Linked DNA regions of Homo sapiens: region 2 is linked to region 1. The links are chromatin loops, found by intact Hi-C in ENCODE. Cell type or tissue: HepG2. All regions are shown on one strand. Each heading gives the region's core, and the rest is flanking DNA. Links, peaks and the distances in the headings are about the cores only.

Region 1 (10,197 bases), core at 1,069-9,068:
TAGGCCTCATCTCCTTGGCCTGGTTTGTGCAGTGGTTAAAAGGGGTTGATTTAATCCAGACCACCTGAGTTTAAATCTAACTTTCCAGCTTTCTGGCTACACAACCTTGGGCAAATTGCTCAGTATCTCTGTGTCTGTTTCTTCATCTATAAAATATATAGATTTTGATAATACCTACATCCTAAGGCTATGAAAATGGTTAAATGAGTTAATTCATATAAAGCATGTAGAACAGTGCCTGGCTGGTAGTAAATACACTGTAAATGTCGTCTATTAACATATTATCCTCACCTCTGATGCATACTTGCTCACTTACCTTTTCTTTTCTCAAAACCACCTCTCATAAAATAATCTGAAATTCCTTATTGATCTCATTCAAAATCTGTTTCTCTCACAGGCGTATCCTCAAATGAAGCCTTGTCTCTGTGAAATTCCTGGTAAGAGAAGTTGAGGCATCAATAGTGGATCAGGAGGTATTTTTAGGGGAAGAGGAGTCTCAGTATTCATGGAACTCAATGAGACCTCCACCTACACAAGGCCAAGGCTGCATATGGATGTAGAGAAATAAAACTCAGATGTTGAAAAGTATCTGAAGAGATGATAGCAAAGGGAAATTATCTTTTATCTTTCAGATAAATCGTCATTTTATGGAATGCCACAGGAAGAAGTTTTCTTTACAAGTTCTGAAGACTTGTGATGAATGAGTCCATAGTTTCACCTTTGAAAATGTCCCTGGGAGTGTCAACCCCATCACTTTTACTTATATTACACTCATAATCAGTTCATCTCGCCAAGAAAAATAATATTATCCTCATGCCCAAACTTGTGACTTGATTTGAAAACCAGTAAATCAGAAATAAAACTTCCCATGTGTTTTTTTCCTACATGAATCCAAGTGACTCAGATATTGTGTTATTCAATAAGACTATTACCATGACTCAGGTAAAAGGGCCGTTTATATTTTCTGAAGTCTCAAGTCTAGGGTCCAAAATAAAACTAGCATCTTTTATAGAATAATTTTTCTCTAAAATGAAATGTGTATGTCACCTGGTTGTCAAAATCCTTATTTAAATCTTTAAGGAGAAAAGCAATGGTTTGGAGAGTGGACTTAAGCAATTGAATCTTGGATTCAAATCATAGCTCCAGATTGTATCAGCCTCTATAACTAAGAGCAGGTGGCATTACCTTTCCCAGTCTTGGCTTTCTTATTGGTGAAAGAAAAAAAAGAGAATATTACCAGTCTTGAAATGTTGTTGCGTGTATTCCTACTTAGCAGGGTGCCTGGCACATATATGCAGGTAATATAAGGCTCTGCTTCGCTTCTGGCCAAAACTTCCTGGCACAGGAGGACATGGTTCTCAGATGTGAGAACATGTTCTGTCTTCTGCAGGAAACCAGAAGGGGTTCTCCCTTCTTTGATTGCAGGAGGAAAGAATTCTAATGGAATCCATATGTTCTTTGGCCCCATTTAAAACTCCACACTCTGGAAAAGTAGATGGTGTCCTGGAGTGAATCCCAAAGTCAGGCCCACTGGAAAGGGTCACTGGGCTTTCTCCTGCTTCAGTGGCCTGGGATTTTAAAAGTTGGAAAAGTTTATCCATACAACTTTATTGGAAATGATTGTTTTTTATTCTATTCTTGCCCTTTTATGGTATAAAGTCTTTGCTTTTATGTTGTTAATTTTAGATTTAGGCTTCTTTGATTTCATTCACTTCCTTAACAAAGTAAAAAGTTGGCAACTCTTTGAAGTTGCTGCAACCATATTCCCAACTACAGCATCCTTCTATGAGCCTCTGCTCTCTTAATGGGTATAGCCCAAGGGCTAGAAATAGACCAATTCTTGGCCAGGCGCGGTGGCTCACGCCTGTAATCCCAGCATTTTGGGAGGCCAAGGTGGGTAGATCACGAGGTCAGGCGTTGGACACCAGCCTGACCAACATAGTGAAACCCCGTCTCTACTAAAAATACAAAAATTAGCTGGGCGTGGTGGCACATGCCTGTAATCCCAGCTACCTGGGAGGCTGAGGCAGGAGAATTGCTTCAACCTGGAAGGTGGAGGTTGCAGTGAGCTGAGACTGCGCCACTGCACTCCAGCTCCGGCAACAGTGCGAGACTCTGTCTCAGAAAAAAAAAAATAGACCAATTCTTTTTCTCTAATCAGGTAAAATGAACAAGGATATTTTATTTTAATTTTTTAAAGACAAAGTCTTGCTCTGTTGCCCAGGCTGCAGTGCAGTGGCATGATCATAGCTCACTGCAGCCTCGAACACCTGAGTTCAAGCAATTCTCCTGCCTCAGCCAACGGAGTAGCTGGGACTATAGGGGCGTGCCACCATGCTTGCTAATTTTAAAAATATATGTATTTTTGGTAGAGATGGTGTTTCCCTATGTTGCCGATGTTGGTCTTGAACTCTTGGCCTAAGCAATCCCTCCCACCTTGGCCTCCCAAAGCGCTGAGATTCCAGACGTGAGCCACCATGTTTGGCCCCAGGAAATTTATAACTAGGACAATAAATGAAGGCACAAGAGACCAATCCCAGTTGTTCTATCCTCTACTATTCTGTCAACCAACTTTCAAGAAACTAACATTCGTGACATTTATAAGATGGTGGCCTCTGCTGCATGCCAATCTTGTGAAGTACACACAGGGGCATGCCAGGTATAAGACAGTAATTACAGTCTCCAACACAGAACTTCCCGGAATGGAATCACGGCTCAAAGAATCCCACAAGGAAAGACAAGCAAGTGAGCGTGAAAAGCCAGATGTGAAAGGCAGCAGAAATGCTTCACGTGAAGTAAGTAACTTATGGAAGCTCTAGAAAAGCAGGAAGGGATTAAACATGCATTGATTACGATATGCTAAATGGGCTGGGCGTGGTGGCTCACGCCTGTAATCCCAGCACTTTGGGAGGCCAAGGCGGGCAGGTCACGAGGTCAGGAGATCGAGACCATCCTGGCTAACACAGTGAAACCCCATCTCTACTGAAAATACAAAAAATCAGCCTTTTACTCCTAAGCACTGATTTGGGATTTGAGAAAAATTTTACAAAAAATCAGACTTTTACTCCTAAGCACTGATTTGGGATTTGAGAAAAATCCAGCTCATCCGTCTGATCTGGCCTCTTGATCTCAGAAGCTAGGGGAGACCATTTTTGCTCCACACATAACTAAAGCCAATAGAGGAAGGTGGTTTGCAGAGGTAAAGAGGATTGAAGCAGTTGAGCAGACAGCACAGAGGAGAAATGAGGCAAAGGTCTGATGTCCTAATGGTTTCCATCTGCAATCTCTTCCAAAGGCACTTTCTGATCAAGTAGCAATTTGGACTTTTTTTAGTTGTAAGCAACAGAAACTGGCCCGGCTATCCTCATCCATAAAGATTGTATTGCATTCAAAGGCTTGCAAAAGTGTGGCTAGATGATCAAGCTTGGGGTGTGGGGAGGATTCCAAAACGGAAACCCACCACTGATGCATGGCCAGAACCCCCCACCAGAGGATCCTGCTGTGAAGAATTAAGAGCCGTGGATCCATCGACGCCAGGTCATCTACCCACCCTCTGGCTGCTGGCAGTGGGAAGAGCGAGTTGGTGCCCTTCCACTTCTGTAGTTGATACTGGGGTCCTGATTGCTACCGGGGTGCTCTGGTTATATATCACACTCCAGACTTGGTGGTGTGAAACAATAACAGTCTTTTATTATTATCATACCTCATCATGCTGGGAGATGACTCTCATCTCCTCACTGAGGTTTCCTGTGCAGTTGCAGAGAGTTGGTGACCGGGGCTAGATTCACCTTAAGTCTTCCTCACTCAAGTCTGGCAGTTGATACTGGCTGAGAGCTGGGGTCTCAGCAGGGACCATTGATTGGAACACTGCTGGGTGCCTGGACTTCCTTGCAGCACAAAAGGTGGGCACCAAGGGTTAATGCCCCCAGAGAGAACAAGGTAAAACTAGATTACCTCTTCTAGCCCAACCTTGGAAGTCATATGGCAACTTCTGCTTCTGCTGCACTTTTTTGGTTAGAGGGGACTCACCAGATAAGTCCATATTCAAAGGAAGGGAAGTAGGCTTTTGATGGGAGGATATCAAAGAATTTGCAGAAATGTTTTAAAAGTACAATTGCCTCAACACGAAGGAATCTACTTGATTTCCTAAAACTAGAATCCTGGTTGCTAAAGGTTCCATAAGACACCCCATATATTGCTTAGCAAATCACCATTCATTGTTTAAAGTAGTTCAAATTAGTTTCAATTTCTTGCAGGCAAAGACACCCAACGGAAGCATTGGATTCCAAGACATTGAATTCCTTGAAAGGAGAGATTTAAAAGTACCTAGAATACAACCTTCCATATGACATTTATTAAAATTGGACAACTATACTTTGAGAAAATGATTGATATGAATTACAGTGTGATTGACCTATGGTCTCAGATCCAAACCGTAAACCCTACACATTCCCACGGCTAATCGTTTTAGGAATAGACCAATCCCCAGATAGTAAGTGAAGACTCAATGGATTTTGGAAGTCAGTTTGGCACAAAGACCCTGGAACAGCTTCCGGGGCTAGAGGTGGAGTTTCCTGTTGCTGAGGTGGAAGATCACGAGACAATCAAGAAACATGCCTCTTCCATGGCTTGAGGTCAAGTCTAAGCTTGCTCAGTATCTGTTACTCTCTGATTGAACTTCCCTTTAATTCTCCCATCAGCCAAGCTTTGTCTCTGAGGTCTTATAGGAAGTTTTTGGCAAAGTGGCAGAGGTGGTGAAGGACATCATGAAAAACCTGGAGCCAATGAAGCAGAAAGACTTATTCTGGAATACATGGTGTGGCATCCTAGAAAACTCTAGATATGACAGGTAAAAACCTGTGGAGGGAAGAGCGCGTTAACATTCAACATTGAAGTAAGTTAACCTCAACGAATGGTTGTTTGGTTGACAAAAAATAGACCCAAACAGAGTGATATTCAGCCAGTATCATTCAAATACCTGTGGGTTATCTGAACAACATTCTTGCTTTCAATTTCTTAATGCTCAAATTGCTTAGACATTTTTTCTTTCCCAAACAGGTGGGTAAATCTAACTTTTTTGGTGTCTCTCTTGGACATCCCAGTTAATGCTGATAGTTAAATTTATACTAGACAATCCCATAGGAAGCTGCCCCTCAGAGATCCGCCTGCTTCCTGGAGACACTTCTGACATTCTTCAAAATTGCCAGATAACATTTGAATAGCTCTGCGTTAGAATAGCCAATAACCCCTGCATTAGAATAGCCAATGTAATCACTGATTCTTCAGCTGCACTCCAGAGCCTTAGGGAATAAGTTGCATGAAAAATTTTATGTGTATATAATATATAATTATATATATATCATCTACATATATTTATATAATATATAATTATTATTTTATCTACATATATTTATATAATATAAATATATAAACATTAGTTTATATAGTTATAGAGAACAGAGGGCATAGCATGGGTGAGTGCCCCCAGAGAGAATAAGGATGGAACAAATATATAATAAATATCTATATTTATATATATAAACAAATGGAACAAATATATATAAATATTATATGTGTATATGTATATATAATAAATATATATTTTAGATATTTATGTATACATTACATATATAAATATATATATACATATAGTGAATCAAACTCGCTATAGCGAGTGCTCATGCTGTGAAAGATATCTGGGAAAGAGACTGATGGAGGGAACCGTATACACCCCAGGCTAGACTCTAAGCTTTTTGAGTGTGGGTGTCATATCTGTTTTGTTTGCCAGTGTATGCCCAGAACCTAGCACAGTAAGTGACACCTAGATGACAGGACGGACTTTGCAGGCATGCAGCCCGTGTGGTCACACAGGGTCCTGCACTCAGAAGATCCCTGCACATGACTCAGTGCTCTACTGTTGCCATCCTGAAATTGTTAATAGTGTTTGAACAAGAGGCCTTGGGTTTTCGTTCTGCACTGGGCCTCACAGTCTGTGGTTGCTCCTGATGACATTCAATAACTATGTGTTGCATGAATGAGTCAGAGGCCAAGGCCAGGATTATGTTCCTACCCTACCCTTAAACTCTGGGTCAAGGTGAGAGTGTTCCTTTACCGGAATCGAAGGTTCGTCTCTCTTGCTCTCATTTGCTGTTTTCAGGCTGATTTTTCCAGCAATGAGTAACAGCAGGGGCCATCCGTTTACTTCAAGGGAAAACTCTCCTCCCCATGTGCAGCTGGTCTGACCCGGTTCTGCAGCAGGACAATTTGCCAAGACTTTGATGCAGAAAATTCCCTTAAGGGGACTTATTTGGTCGTAAGTATCGTGTGTGAAAGACATCAATATTTAAGTCCTGGTTGGGCTTCATCAGATTCAACCCTGTTCTTGTCCAGTTTTATCAAAATGTATAAAGTCTAATCTTAGGGAACAAATGTGCAGTGATGCTAATGAATTTTAATAGCATTGGACGTCTTTGATGCCTTGTCTTATGTCCTCCTGACCTATCTTGTTGCTCTGGCATTAAGTTGACAAACAGCTGTGGCCAGGTGAACCTGACCTCAGTAGTACCTCATGTCCTGGGGCTTTTCTACTGGCCACAGGCAGCACCTGCAGCCATCTAGCGCAAGACCAAACCTGAAAGTGCAGGAGAGGTAACACCTACCGGGGCAACCCTTGGCTGAATGGGGCTGGGTGGATAAATGCTGTCTCTGTAGTGAGGACAGTTCTGAGGGACAGGTGCTGGAGACCAGAGGGTTTGCAGGAGGAGCAAGCTCCAGCGGCCCACAGGGTCATCAGCCCAGTGGCAGCCCTTGGAACAGCTTCCTATCTTCACCTTTTTCACGTTTCCTCCAGCTTCCCCAGATCCCTTCCCACCATGAACTCCCTGCAGCAAGCCCTCGTCTCAGGCTCTGTCCAGACGTTAATGTAGCCGTGACGCATCAGTGAGCACTCTTTTGATTTTAAGTGACAGATAACTAAACCAAACTTTCCTAAGCAAATGAATTCAATGACTCAAGTCATTGAAAAGTTCAAGGGGACAGCTAGCTGAGCTCTCAGTGTGACTAGGGGAATGCTTTCTATCAGGCCCTGTTTTATCTCTCCCTGTTCCTCAGTTTCACTTCTGTGTTGGTTCCGTTTTTAAATGAGTTCGCTCCTGATATGGCAAGATACCAGCCACTATGCCAGAACTGCCATTTCTACAGCTTCACAGCAAATAGGAAGAGAGGGCTTCTGGCTCCCATTGGAATCAGAAGTTGAGGCTCTGATTGGCCTCAGTTTGGTTCTGTGCTTATTCCTGAACAGTCATGTGACCATGAGTTGCTGAATGGCTGACGGCTGTTCTCAGGCTCCACCACTAAGGTGGTATGACAGTCCACCCAGATCACATGGACTGATAGGGAGGAAGGGGAGGGTCCTCACATTGAAATCAGGGCTATTGCCAGAAGAGCACGAAATGGGTGTCGGGAGGCAAGCACCACATGTTCAGGAGAACTAATTCTTCTTGGGCAGCCAATCAAATGTGGAGTCTGATAAATACAATTTTGCTTCCCATTCCCCATCAGCAAAGAGATTATTACAAAATAAAGTCTGTAATGATGAGTTACAGTTGGATATAAACCTATTAAAATAATGCATTATATAGATTAATTCCCTATGTATGCATTATTCAAGTGCTTTTAATACAGTTCCCCCCCTTTGGGGAGTGGGATCTTAAAATAAAAAGGAGAAAAGTTTTCATTGCTATGTTGTCCTATATATCTTGTCAAATTATGCAAAAAATACATGTAGACTTGTTTCACAAACATAACTAGATAGCATAATTACTTGGGTGGTACTAAAATTTGTTTGAACAAAGTTAGTTCTAAAGGAAGTGAGGCAGGATTCTTTTTGAGAAGTATAATATTTAATTTTTATGGGTATGGGAAAATACAGTGTAGATGAGAATAACTACGATTTGTATCCTTATTTTATCAGATAACAGTTATATAAGGTATAGAAACTTAGAGGCATTACCCAATTGTCCTGAGCCTCCTTTCACCACCTACAAAATGAAAATTATACCTATAGTTTGAACTGAATTAATTTGCAAAATTAATTTAAGAACCCAAAGTATATATTAAATGCTTAAGAGAAATACAGCCTCTTTTTAAGGCCATTGACAATTTAGGGACTGCCCCTCCTCCTCATGTCTTCGCAGACAGCTTTTCCGGAGCTTAGCAAGTGGTAGCTCGCAAAGTACTGAAATCTTCTCCTAGGATCCATGTCCTACACTGCTACAAGAATCACTGATTACATTGGCAATTCAACATTTATTAGGTCAAATGGAATCCATCGTAGCCAGGACCTCAGCTCTCCTTCAGTATGCTCAGATAACACCTGACCGAATATGGGAAGAGGCTCATTGTGTAAACACAAACGTGGAAGTGCCTTTTATTAAAACAAGATTTTACCTGTAGAAAGATTTGAGCATTCAATTTGCCTCGAGGTAGCATCTTTACCTGGAAATGAAATCTCATTCTGTTATTGGAGCCAATGTGTTTATGTCACCATTGGATGCAGGAACAACTTAAAAAATAATAGTATACATATGTTATGATTAACTCTAAACTTTTGTTTACTTTAAGGATAAGCTAAAAAAACTCACTATTGTCAAAAATAGCTTCTGTAATTTGTTCTTTTCACAAGAAGTAAAATTCTTGTGTTATTTTTTATTCTCTGTACCTTGCGAATAACTCATAACTTAGGAGTTCCCAAGTTATGTTCATTCCTCCATTGCAATCTCTGTCCCACCCTTCCCTTTCTTTCCATTTCCGTTGCAATGTAATGTAAGGTTAAGAGCATGGAATGCAAGAGGTGCCAGTTTCAACTCTAGCTCTACTGTTTCTAGCTCTGTGTCCTCGAGCACATTATGTCCCGTACTCTTGCCTCAGTTATACCATCTGTGTGTAATAATGATAATACTACCTCCTTTATAGGGTTGGTTAACTAATGGTCTGTTTTATAAAGGTCTAAAAACATTGTATACGTTGAAGGGCTTTTAAAAATGCTGTACTTTTAGCCAGGTAAAAATTCGGTTAAGAATTCAAACTAGCAAAAGATGATTCTACTTTGGCCCAAAGGCAGTGGTTTCCTGGGTTTGTGTCATCTTGCTTTGCAGCGTGTAGACAATTCTTCAGGAGTTGCAGAGAGAAAAATAACATGCCAGATTTTGGGGTCACAGTGCCATCTGCTGAAGAAAGGAGTGTTGCTCGAACAATGAGTCCACATGATCACAATTTGCGTAAGTACTAGGCCTAGCCAAAAAACAAAACAAAACAAAACAAAAAGAATGCAATAAGTTATGGACTCTTGTACATTGTAGTGGAGTGAATTCCTCAACAGCTTACGCTGTATTATATATTACTGTATTAATCTCTAAATACATTATCACTTATTTATTCATGCATTGATTTATTCATTAGTTAACATTTGTTAAGCACCTACTTTCCTGTTGGTGCCGCAACAACAGAGATGAAGAAAACAGGCATGATCTGTTTCCTTTGGTGCTCTCAGTTTAACAGGGACACAGAATTCAAAAGGGAATATACCAGGGAGGCGTAGAAAGCTGCTTTAGGGGGCAGCGGATGCTGCTCTTGTCTGGGAGATGGGTGCGTTTGAGGAAAGCTTGTGTCTTAGTCAGTCTATGCTGCTACAACTAAAGTCCTGAGTCTAGGTAATTTATAAACAATAGAGATTTATTCCTGACAGTTCTGGAGGCTGGAAAATCCAAGATCAAGGCACCTGTAGGTTTAATGGCTGGTGAGAGGTCCAGTCTCTCCTTCTAAGATGCCAACTTGTTGCTGTGTCCTCTGCAGGGCAGAATGCTATGTCCTTACATGGTAGAAGAACAGAAGAGAATGAACCTTGATATGGTTTGGCTGTGTCCTCACCCAAAATCTCATCTTGAATTGTAATCCCCATAATCTCCATGTGTCAAGGGAAAGACCAGGTGGAGATAATTGAATCAAGGGGGCGGTTTCGCCTACTCTGTTTTCGTGATAGTGAGTGAGTTCTCACGAGGTCTGATGGTTTTGTGTTTGGTAGTTCTTCCTGCATTTATTCTTGATCTTGCCGCCCTGTTAAGAAGGTGCCTTGCTTTCCCTTCACCTCCCGCCATGATTGTAAGGTTCCTGAGGCCTCCCCAGCCATGTGGAACTGCG
Region 2 (10,197 bases), core at 1,220-9,219, 54 kb before region 1:
CTTTGTTCAAATCTTGCAAAACCTCAGCCCTGAGAAATCTAAAGCATGGCGCTAACATCTAACCCATTGAAAAGCATACCAACATGCTGAGTGAACTCATTTTAAGTTCATGACCACAGACATCAAATGAAACCTTAGTGCTGTCTGACTATCCTTCTACATGCCTCTAGGCAATTTATTCTTTTCCTAGGGTGACTTTCCCATATCTTCATCTCTTTTATACCTGGTCTCATTCTTGGCCAAAGTAAAATAGAAGCTATCAGAAGAACAATTCTACATACTTCCACCAACAAATTACCAACCCAGCTATACCCATATACTCTACCTTCTCACCTGTCACTACAGATGGTCAGCTTTTGCTTCTATGTATGTGTTTTAATGTATTAGTCCATTTTCACACTGCTGATAAAGACATACCTGAGACTGGGAAGAGAAAGAGGTTCAATGGACCCAGCAGTTCCACATGGCTGGGGAGGCCTCACAATCATGGCGGAAGGCAATGAGGAGCAAGTCACATCTTATGTGGATGGCAGCAGGCAAAGAGAGAGAGCTTGTGCGGGGAAACTCCCGTTTTTAAAACCATCAGATCTCATGAGACTTATTCACTATTGCAGGAATAGCACGAGAAAGACCTGCCCCCATAATTCAATTACTTCCCACTGGTTTCCTCCCACAACATGGAGGAATTGTGGGAGTTATAATTCAAGGTGAGATTTGGGTGGGGACATAGTCAAATCATATCAATTACTTTCATGGGGCTGCCATAACTAAATACTGCAAACTGGATGGCTTAGATCAACATAAATGTACTGTTTCCCAGTTCTGGAGGGTACAAGTCTAAAATCAAGGTGTCAGTAGGGCTATACTCCCTCTAAACACGCTAGGGCAGGATCTGTTCAGGTCTTTTTTCTGTTTTTTGGTGGCTTAGGCATTAACTGTCTTGCAAATGGCCATCTTCTCCCTGTGCTCATCCCATAGTCTTCCCTGTATGTGCGTCTGTCCTGGTATCCAGATTTCTCCTTTTATAAGGACTCTGATCGTATTGGATTAGGACTTACCCCAGTGACCTCCTTTTAACTTGATTACATCTGTAAAGTCTGTATTTCCAGATAAGGTCACATTCTGTGGGACTGGAGGTTAAGACCTCAACATTTTTTGTAAGGGGGAAGGTAGATGGGGGACACAATTCAACCCAAAAGCTTAGACTAATTTCCCATTTGTATGCTGAATCCCATTCCTTTCCACCAGCCAAATGGATCTTTCGGCAATTGTACCTGTTTCCCCCTGCATTATCTATTTTTCCCTTTCTATTGATCATTCCCATCATATAGAAGCAGGATCTAATAACCCCCATCATAAAAGCTAACCAACCAATCAAAGAAACAAAAAACTTGCTGATCCCACTTATCTTATTTACAGAACTCAAAAGAATTGTCTTTACTCTATGGCTCTACTCCTTCCCCTTTGCTTTCTCTGAAGCTCACTTCAATAAGGCTTTAACCTACCATGCCATCAACATCTCTTTGGTTATGGCCAAAAGCACTCTATATATTATCAAATTCAATGGGCAGCTCTCAAGTCTTGTCTTACTTGACCTGTCAACTGTGTCATTTGACACAGTAGGCCACTCCTTCCTTTTTGAACCCATTTCTTCACTTAATTTGAGGACAGCACTCTCTTTTGCTTCATCTCCCATCTCACTGGCCATTGCTTCTCAGGGTTTAGTCTTTGAAACTCGTCTCTAGATGCTCCATGCCTTGAGTGATGTCACCCAGCCTTGCGGCTGTATACCATCCATATCTACATACACTAACAATTCCTGACCTCTTTCTTTAATGCCAGGCTTGTATATTATGTTAATCCTTCCTCTCTACTCAAATGCCTGATAGACTTCTCAATATTTTATGCCCTAAACTGACCTCATGATGATCCTTCGTGCATATCCTAGTTCTTTTCTTGTCTTCCCTGTCTCAGAAAATGGCAAATTCATGATCCTAGTTGCTTAAGCTAAACCCTTGGCATCATCCTTAATTATCTGTCTCTTTTTCTCATGTCTCACATACAAGTATCAATGAATCCTCTTTGCTCTACTTCCCCAATACATCCCAAATTCAGGCATCTATCACCATCTTCATCATTGTCAATCTGGAGCAAGCCTTGATTCACCTTCGCCTGGACTATTATAATCATCCCCCAGTTAGTTTCCCTATCTCTATTCTTGCCCACCTCTAGTCCATTCCGGACCCAGCAACCAGAACATGTAACTCAAAATCCACCAATAGCTTCCCTTCTTGATAAGCATAAAATGCCAGCTCATTTCGTTGGCCTTCAAAGCTCCCCATGAGTGCATTCTTGGCCACCTCTGACAGAATCCTGTACCACTTATTCCTGTATTCCCTCCACTCCAGTCACGCGAGCATCCTGGTTCCTTTTTTACCCTGCCAACTGTGCTTTCTGCCTCATGGCCTTTGCATTCACTGTTCCTTTAATGAGGAATGCCCTTCTTTTAGGTATCCACATGGTTTGCTCCCTCATTTCATCCAGGTTTCTGCCCAAATGTCTCCTTGTCAGAGAGGACTTTCCTGCCCACTCTAGCTAAAATAGCAATCCCTGTCCACCAATATTCTCCATTTCCTTACCCACTTTCTATTTCTTCATAACGCTTATCACGGCTAGGAACATTTTATATTTATTTGTTTTTTTCCCTTACCTCTTTAAAGTATAAACTTCAAGAGAGCCACGACTTTGTTTACTGATGAACACTTCCTTAGCTCCTAGCATGGTATACAGCACATAGTAAGTGTTGAGCAAATATTTCTTTGTCAGTTAATGTGTTAACTCCCTGTTTCTCTCTCCTTCTTTCTCTTCCATTTTCATTCTCTTCCTTCCTATCCATTTTTACTTTTTCTCTTTCTTTTTCTTCACATTCCACTTCCATCTTCATTTTTGCTTCATTTTCAGTTTAATATCAGAAAAACAGATTGATTCAAAGACTTTCAAAAGGAGAAAATTCAATGTAATCCTTAAAATTGTTATGAAAATTGTTATAAAAATCAAAGCAGAACCACCCATAATTTGGTGGTTAATTTTCAAAATAAAAAGCAGCTGAAATTTTAGGGCTAATTGCAAAAATGAATAACTAGATTAATCCATCCCTGCATTGTTTTAACCTGAGTTTCTAAGACACTGACTTTTCAAATAAGCTAATATAAAAGAGGGGCTCCAAAAATTTACCCATACCTATGACAGAAAGTAGCTTGCCTTTCTGTGTATTATTTATGCTACATGGATTAAAAATTTTATAATAAACTTCTTAGTAAAGAAAGAAAATATCTCATTTTTCCTCTACACTTTTGACTTCTTCTTCTTTTTTTTTTTTTTAAAAAAAATTCCCATCTGCTTTAATGTTTTTCTTTGGTTAATATTTTGGGATTTGTTCAACAAACTTACTTCTTAATAATGCTTGATTAAGCCTTGTTTGCAAAATCAAATATCTACAGATGTGGGCAAGAAACACAATCAAGTAGGCTCAGGGTAAAAAAAAATGTCTACAGTTTAGGGGCCTGTGACAAACTGGAGACACATGCTTTGTGTAAAGGGAATACTATGAAAGTCAAAACAAATATGGGTGCAGTACAAATTTAGCTGGTAGTTTTTTGACCTCTGACTTAGGTGACTATTATAATAATCTGGTAGCTGCTAGTCCTTATATTCCTAGTAGCTAACTGTGGGAGGAAGTGCATGGTATCGAAGTTACAAAACAAATATTAGAGTAGGGAAAATCAAACTTCTATGAAAAATAAGTCAGCAAGTGAATACGTAAAATTGAGTGGGTATGTATGTGTATGTGTGTGTGCATCTTCAAAATAATAGTCAATTATTATGCAGTGATGTACTGTGGCTCTCTGGAAACATAAGAACCACATACAAAATATAATGGGATGAATCACAAAGTCGGTTGCAGGTAGACATATGCTTGGGTACAATTATTTTTAGGGTATTTTCTGCAAATAATGGAAGTTAAAAGGAGAAATCTAATCAAAACCAGAATCAGCTTCCAGACAGCCAACCCATCTCAGATGTGAGAACTTTTTGTTAGCTGGTTATACCATGCCTTCCACTCCGTGGTGAGATGATGAAGATGCCCCTGGGTGAACTGCACCCTGGTTTTCTTCCGTTTCGTATACTTCGTTCTTGCTTTGTGCATACCTGAAATCCATGCAGACTGGAACGCACTGTGCACAGTTGTGTGGTGACTGACGCCTGACCGCTTCATCATGTGTCTTAGTTCATCTGGGCTGCTGTAACAAAACGCCTTAGATTAGGTCATTTGTATATAACCAAGATTTATTGCTTATAGCTTAGGAGTCTGGGGAGTCCAAGATCAAGGCACCAACAAATCCAGTGTCCGCTGAGAGCTTGTTCCCTGCTTCAAAGATGCCCTCACATAGTGACGGGGGCAAGGGAGCCCCCTTGGGCTTCCTTCCATAAGGGCACTAATCCCATTCATGAGGGGTTATGACTCATGACTGAATCACTTCCCAAAAGTCCCATCTATTAACACTGTCACATTGGGTATTAGGCTCCAACATATGAATTTTGGGGGAAACCAACATTGAGACCACAGCGCCATGGAGCTGTGCTAAGTGAGAGAGCGGTTCCTGTATGCGGGGGTTTTCGTTAATGCAGTACCATTTAAAGTGAGGATTGCTTGTATCAGTAAATCAAGACAGCTTGTTTTTCCATACCTTTGAACTCAAACTTACCTAATGTTTGCTACTTTGATGTTTGTTTGTTTGTTTTCAGATACTCATTTAGGGACATAAATCATCATAGTTGTAAGCCCGTGCTCCAGGGTCAAAAAGAATATTGGGTTCAAAGACCAGGTCTGCCTCTTATTGCCTCTGTGACCTGTGAGACGTTTCTTAACCTCTCTAAGCCTCTGTCTCCTCATCTCAAAAATGGAGATAATCATACCTCACAGCTTTGATTAATGTGAAGATTAAAGTGAGATGCTGCTTATAAAAAACTTAGCCATAATAGGTAGCATAACAATTCTCAGTATATATTATCAATGACTCCCTTTGCTATTACTCCTTTTATTAGTAATACAGAGCACAGCTACTCCTTGAAGTGTTTCATAAAGTTTGGTGACACTCTTAACACTCCTGAGAGGTCAAGCATACAATTGGCTTAGGTTGGAGGAACAGTGAACTTGGTGGTCTTGTTGAGCCCTGGTCATGCATAACTAGGATGCCAGATGCTTCGACCTGTAATAAAAAATTCCCCTTGAGCTTGGTAGAATTTGGCAGGCTCACCGTTCATCCTTACATGAGCCGTGTGAGTCAAGCACTGGGCCAGCTCGGCAGAGGCATCGAAGTTCAATCACAGCGCAAAATCTAATCAATTCTCACAGTCAATGAATGAACTGATGATTCAGGTATTTATAGCAAAAGGTGTGAAGAGATTATTTGGAACATGGTGGAGGGTAAGAAACAGGTATAAATCTATTCCAGAATTTCATTTCTTGTGAGTCTTCTAGGAAATGAGATGAATGAACTTTTAAAGAACATTCATTATTCAGCTGAGATTTTTGAGCATCTACTATGTGCCGGGCATTAGGCTAGCTTCTAGCAAAGGAGCTGAGAACAAGACTATGTGAGCACCAGCTCTCACAGTGTTCAAAATTTATGTCAACATCTATGCTGAGTGTGTAGCCCTTATTACTCAGCTTGGCACTTTACCTTTCTCTAAGTTGTCAGAAACTACTAGAAATTTGAACGGTTTCCATCAATGTATTCAAATGAATTGCTTTAGTGGTGGGCAGAGGAAAGATCCTGTTTTTTCCTCCCCTAACACGCACATCCCATTAATCAACAGATTCCTTGTTATTTAATAATAAATAAAAATACATTAACTTGTTGAGGCAAACATGTTTCCCAAAGCCATTATTAAAACTGAATTACCAACAACATGGTTTGAACAGTAATATCATGACCACAAGTCATTTTTCTCAGTTGACTTTCTGACTGGTGATACAAAATCCATGGGAACTGTCTGAATTGCGAGGCAAATATTTTAGTAATGAGTCGATCCCCAAAACAATTTCAACACTGGAATGGAAATTTATACATTCCTTAAGCTTTGCTTCAAAGACAGGTAAAATTCCTTCTGAATTGGGTAAATGGAATGCATTCTATAAACTGTACCCTTTTGTTACAATGAACCCAATTGCTCCCGTCGTTCATAATCTGGCCCAGCAAGCCAATTCTTTGTTCCATTGCTAATCCATAGTGCAGATTTTAATCTCCAACAATTAGTAACCCATTCCTACATATCTTGGAAAGTTCATGACTGTCAGGGTAGGCAATTTTTACGTTGTGTATATAGGTCTCCAAAGAGACAATACATGTTTGTGGAATGAATACATGCTTTTAAAATTCCCATTTCAATAAGTGGAGTTTGCAGGATACTTTAACATAGCCCAGCTGAGAAAAATTTTAGTGAAAGAGGAATCTAGAATAGTAGTTTCCAACTGAGGGTGATATCATCCCCCAGGGGACATCTGACAATGTTTGGTGTCATCTTCGGTAGTCACATCTGAAAGAGGGTGCTATTGGAATCTAGTAGGTAGAGGCCAGGGATGCTGTGAAATATTCTACAGTGCACAGGACAGCTTTCCTACGATGAAAAATTATCTGGCCCTAAATGCCACTAGTGCTGAGGTTAAGACACCCTGATCTGGAGGGAATGCTTCTCTTTCTTTCATCTCTCTCACTGGGGAAGTCAGCTGTGTTGTGAGTAAGCTCCAGCAGCCCTATGGAGAGGTCCATGTGGTGAGGAACTAAGGCTCCCTGAACAGCAGTCAGCAACTTGTCTGTCACCTAAGTGAGGCATCTTGCAAGGGCATTTTCCAGCCTCGGTTGAGCTTTCAGATGAAAGCGGCTCACGCAGACACCTAGATGGCAACCTCATGAGAGATTCCCAGCCAGAACTAGCCAGCTAAGCCACACCCAAATTCCTGGCCCTCAGAAGTTGTAGACCAGTGGTCCCCAACCTTTTTGGCACCAGGGACTCGTTTCATAGAAGACAATTTTTCCACAAATGGTGGGGTGGTGGGGGATGGTTTTAGAATGAAACTGTTCACTTCAGATCATCAGGCATTAGTTAGGTTCTCATGAGGAGCAACAACCGAGATCCCTCACATGTGGAGTTCACAATAGGGTCCACACTCCCATGAGAATCTAATGCTGCCCCGATCTGACAGGAGGCGGCACTCAGGTGGTGATGCTCGCTTGCCTGCAGCTCATCTCCTGCCATGTGGCCGGTTCCTTACAGGCCACAGACTGGTACTGGTCTGTGCCCTGGGGGTTGGTGACCCCTGTTGTATGTGATACATTCTTCTAAGTCATAAAGTCGTTAGTAATTTCTTACGTAGCAGCAGAAAACTAATATAAGTACCTTACGTTGTATCTACACCGAATGGCTTCATTTTATTTTCCTGTATTCCGGTGAGTACAAGAAGAATGGTGAAGGATATGCTTTTTGATTTTGTGGAGAAATGAAGACTTGCAGAATAAAGCATCTTGCTTAGTTAATAGAGTCACAAGCCATTTGATGGAGTACCTGTTGAGAGTATAGCCTAAGGAAGCCTTGACTTTGAAGCCCAAATCTGCCACTTTCTAGCCAAGTAACATCTCTAAGCATTGATTTTTAAAATATGGGAACAACAGGAGCACCTGTTTGATACGGTTGCTATGGAAATTACAAGAGATAACAATGTAATGTGCTTAGCACAATGAGTGGCTGATGGTAAACGCTCTACAAATGTTCATTGAAGAAATAGTTGTTATGATTACATGAGTGAGTGAGTTTTTTTTTTTTCAACTCAAATCACTCTGTTTTTCTGTTTCACATCTTTGCCATTTAAAGGTTTGGGAATGAGTCTCAAAGCCCATGATTTGTGATCTTCTGGCATTTTGCTGAGGTTGGGATTAGAATTATTTAAGTTGCAAGGTGGCGTTTGGTGGAACTCAGCGATCTCCCAGCTGCCTGTGCAGCTGTCTCACCAGAGCCAGTGAGGCACTCATTCTGGGGGCAAAATTTAGCAGAGTGCCAAAAATCTCAGTACTGTTAGGGTAAATATTTTTATATAATATTTTAAAAATCCAATTGGCAAATGATGGCTAACCACCTGTTTTTGTAAATGAAGTTTTATTGGCAGTTCACTACTCACAGCTGTGAATTCAATAATTCACATCACGCTTTTTAAGATGATTATTTTCTTAAATTTATTTTTCGTTTATATTTACAGTGAAATTTTTGCCCTTAAGCAATATTCATGTGTGCAAGCAATTGTGAGGTTAATGGCACTTATCCCCTGGAATGGGTCTGTATGAATTTGGAAGCTGTGGCAACATGTTGCAGACAGCTTATCATGAACAGTTGTGGCTGGAACTGATAATGTCTTCTCTCATTGCCAGGCTCTTGATCCTTCCTAATTCATATGATTTGCATCCATAATTTTGGAACTAAAAATATGTCTTTTAAACAAGTAATATATAAAGAGAAATGTTCCAAATCCTATTTATATTTTAATTTATTATTTTTTATTTCCATAGGTTTTTGGGGAACAGGTGGTATTTGGTTACATGAGTAAGTTCTTTAATGGTGATTTTGGTGTACCCATCACCCAAGCCCTACTTTTAATTCTAAGGTGATAGAGATCCAGGATTAAAAAGAAGGATAAACAAAAAGAAAATAGAAGTAAAAAAAAATAGAAATCAAAGCATCAACTAATGATATGGAAAAAGAAAAGCCAAACCTTTGTTCTTTGAAAAAACTAAAAACAGGCTTTTGTTGAGATACAGACAGCAAAAAAAAAATCCTAAGAATAAAGCAAAAACTTCTACAATTATAGATGTTTTAAAAAATCGTAAGTGAATACAGTTAGCAACTATGTGCCAATAGGTTTATAAGTCTAAGTGAGATTGAGAATTTTCTAGAAAAAAATGTAAATTACTTACACTGACACAGAAAGTAGAAGAAAATCTAAATAAACCAGTAACCATGAAGGAACTGAAGTGGTGGCAAACATCTGCAGGCCTGTGCCAGCGCTGGCTCCATCGGTGGGGACCTGAGCTGGGTAGTCACATGGCGGCCCCATGCTTAGAAGTACCTTGCTCAGGGTTTAATTCTTTGCTGGCTTTGGGTTTAATTCTTTGCTGCTACTATCTTAAAATTCTTTTTCTCTTTCTTTCTTTTTTTTTTTTTTAGACAAGGTCTCACTCTTCCCACAGGCTAGAGTCCGGTGACATGATCACAGCTCACTGTAGCCTCAAACTCCTGGGCTCAAGTGTCACAGCTCACTGTAGCCTCAAACTCCTGGGCTCAAGTGATCCTCCTACCTCAGTCTCCCTAGTAGTTGCGACCACAGGTGTGCACCACCACACTTGGCTAATTTTTTTTTTGAAGTTTTTGTAGAGATGAAGTCTTGCCATGTTGCCCAGGGTGGTCTGGAATTCCTGGGCTAAGGTGATCCTCCAGCCTCAGCCTCCCAAAGTGCTGAGATTACAAGTGTGAGCCACCACACCTGGCCTTAAAATTATTAGTTTGTTATATTACCATATATAAATTATAATATATGTTACATTATCAACTGTTAATTATATTATGAAAATATAGTAACATATTATTAACTAATATATTAATATATATTATAGAATTAATTATAGTATATATTAATAAGAAGCCCTCCTTTTAATTTTGTGCTTGGCCCTGCAAATTATGTAGCCAGACCTGTACATACTGGTATACTTTTATAGGTGAGTTTTTCAACTAATTTTACAGTACTGATAATCTAAAAACTTTTGAAAATAGGAAAAGAAGGCAAATTACCCAGTTCAGTTTAGAAGATCATTGTAACAATTCCAAGATCTCTTGATGAAAGTCATTCAGAAATTTGGAGATAAAATGTTATTTCATTGGACCTGCCAAAATATGAATAACTGCCATAATCATTTATTACCTAAGAAGTTTGATATTGACCCTTACAGTTGAGAATTGTTGTGTCTTCAAACGAAGTTGTTTTCTAATTTTTTGTTTTTTCTGTTTCCAGCAAAAAGTATGCTAGAATAGCTTATCCTAAATTCATTCTAGGTTAGTTGATAAGTTAACTATTTTAAGCTCTTCCGGCAT

Evidence for each region. Peaks named below come from ENCODE experiments on the same cell type or tissue, not always from the same donor. Only the 100,000 strongest peaks of a DNase experiment are listed, where the experiment ranks them.
Region 2: a loop joins it to region 1, with 5 times the contacts of the local background. A loop is called at or near these places in 6 of 110 quality-filtered maps.

What each region holds. Positions count from the first base shown.
Region 1 is chr20:54,188,963-54,199,159 of GRCh38, forward strand. It overlaps LOC105372675 (a long non-coding RNA gene), which reads left to right. Exons shown (of 4, transcript XR_936882.4): 3 at 398-437; 4 at 633-890. Among named protein-coding and RNA genes, the nearest start is that of PFDN4, 14 kb to the right of the region's middle. In HepG2, for the core only: CTCF peaks have their summits at 5,864 and 6,795; DNase peaks (open chromatin) are centred at 5,979, 6,749 and 7,319.
Region 2 is chr20:54,134,957-54,145,153 of GRCh38, forward strand. It overlaps a transcript of CYP24A1 not described here. Among named protein-coding and RNA genes, the nearest start is that of CYP24A1, 34 kb to the right of the region's middle. RefSeq lists an enhancer at 3,996-5,195. In HepG2, for the core only: no CTCF peak of the experiment used is centred there; a DNase peak (open chromatin) is centred at 6,185.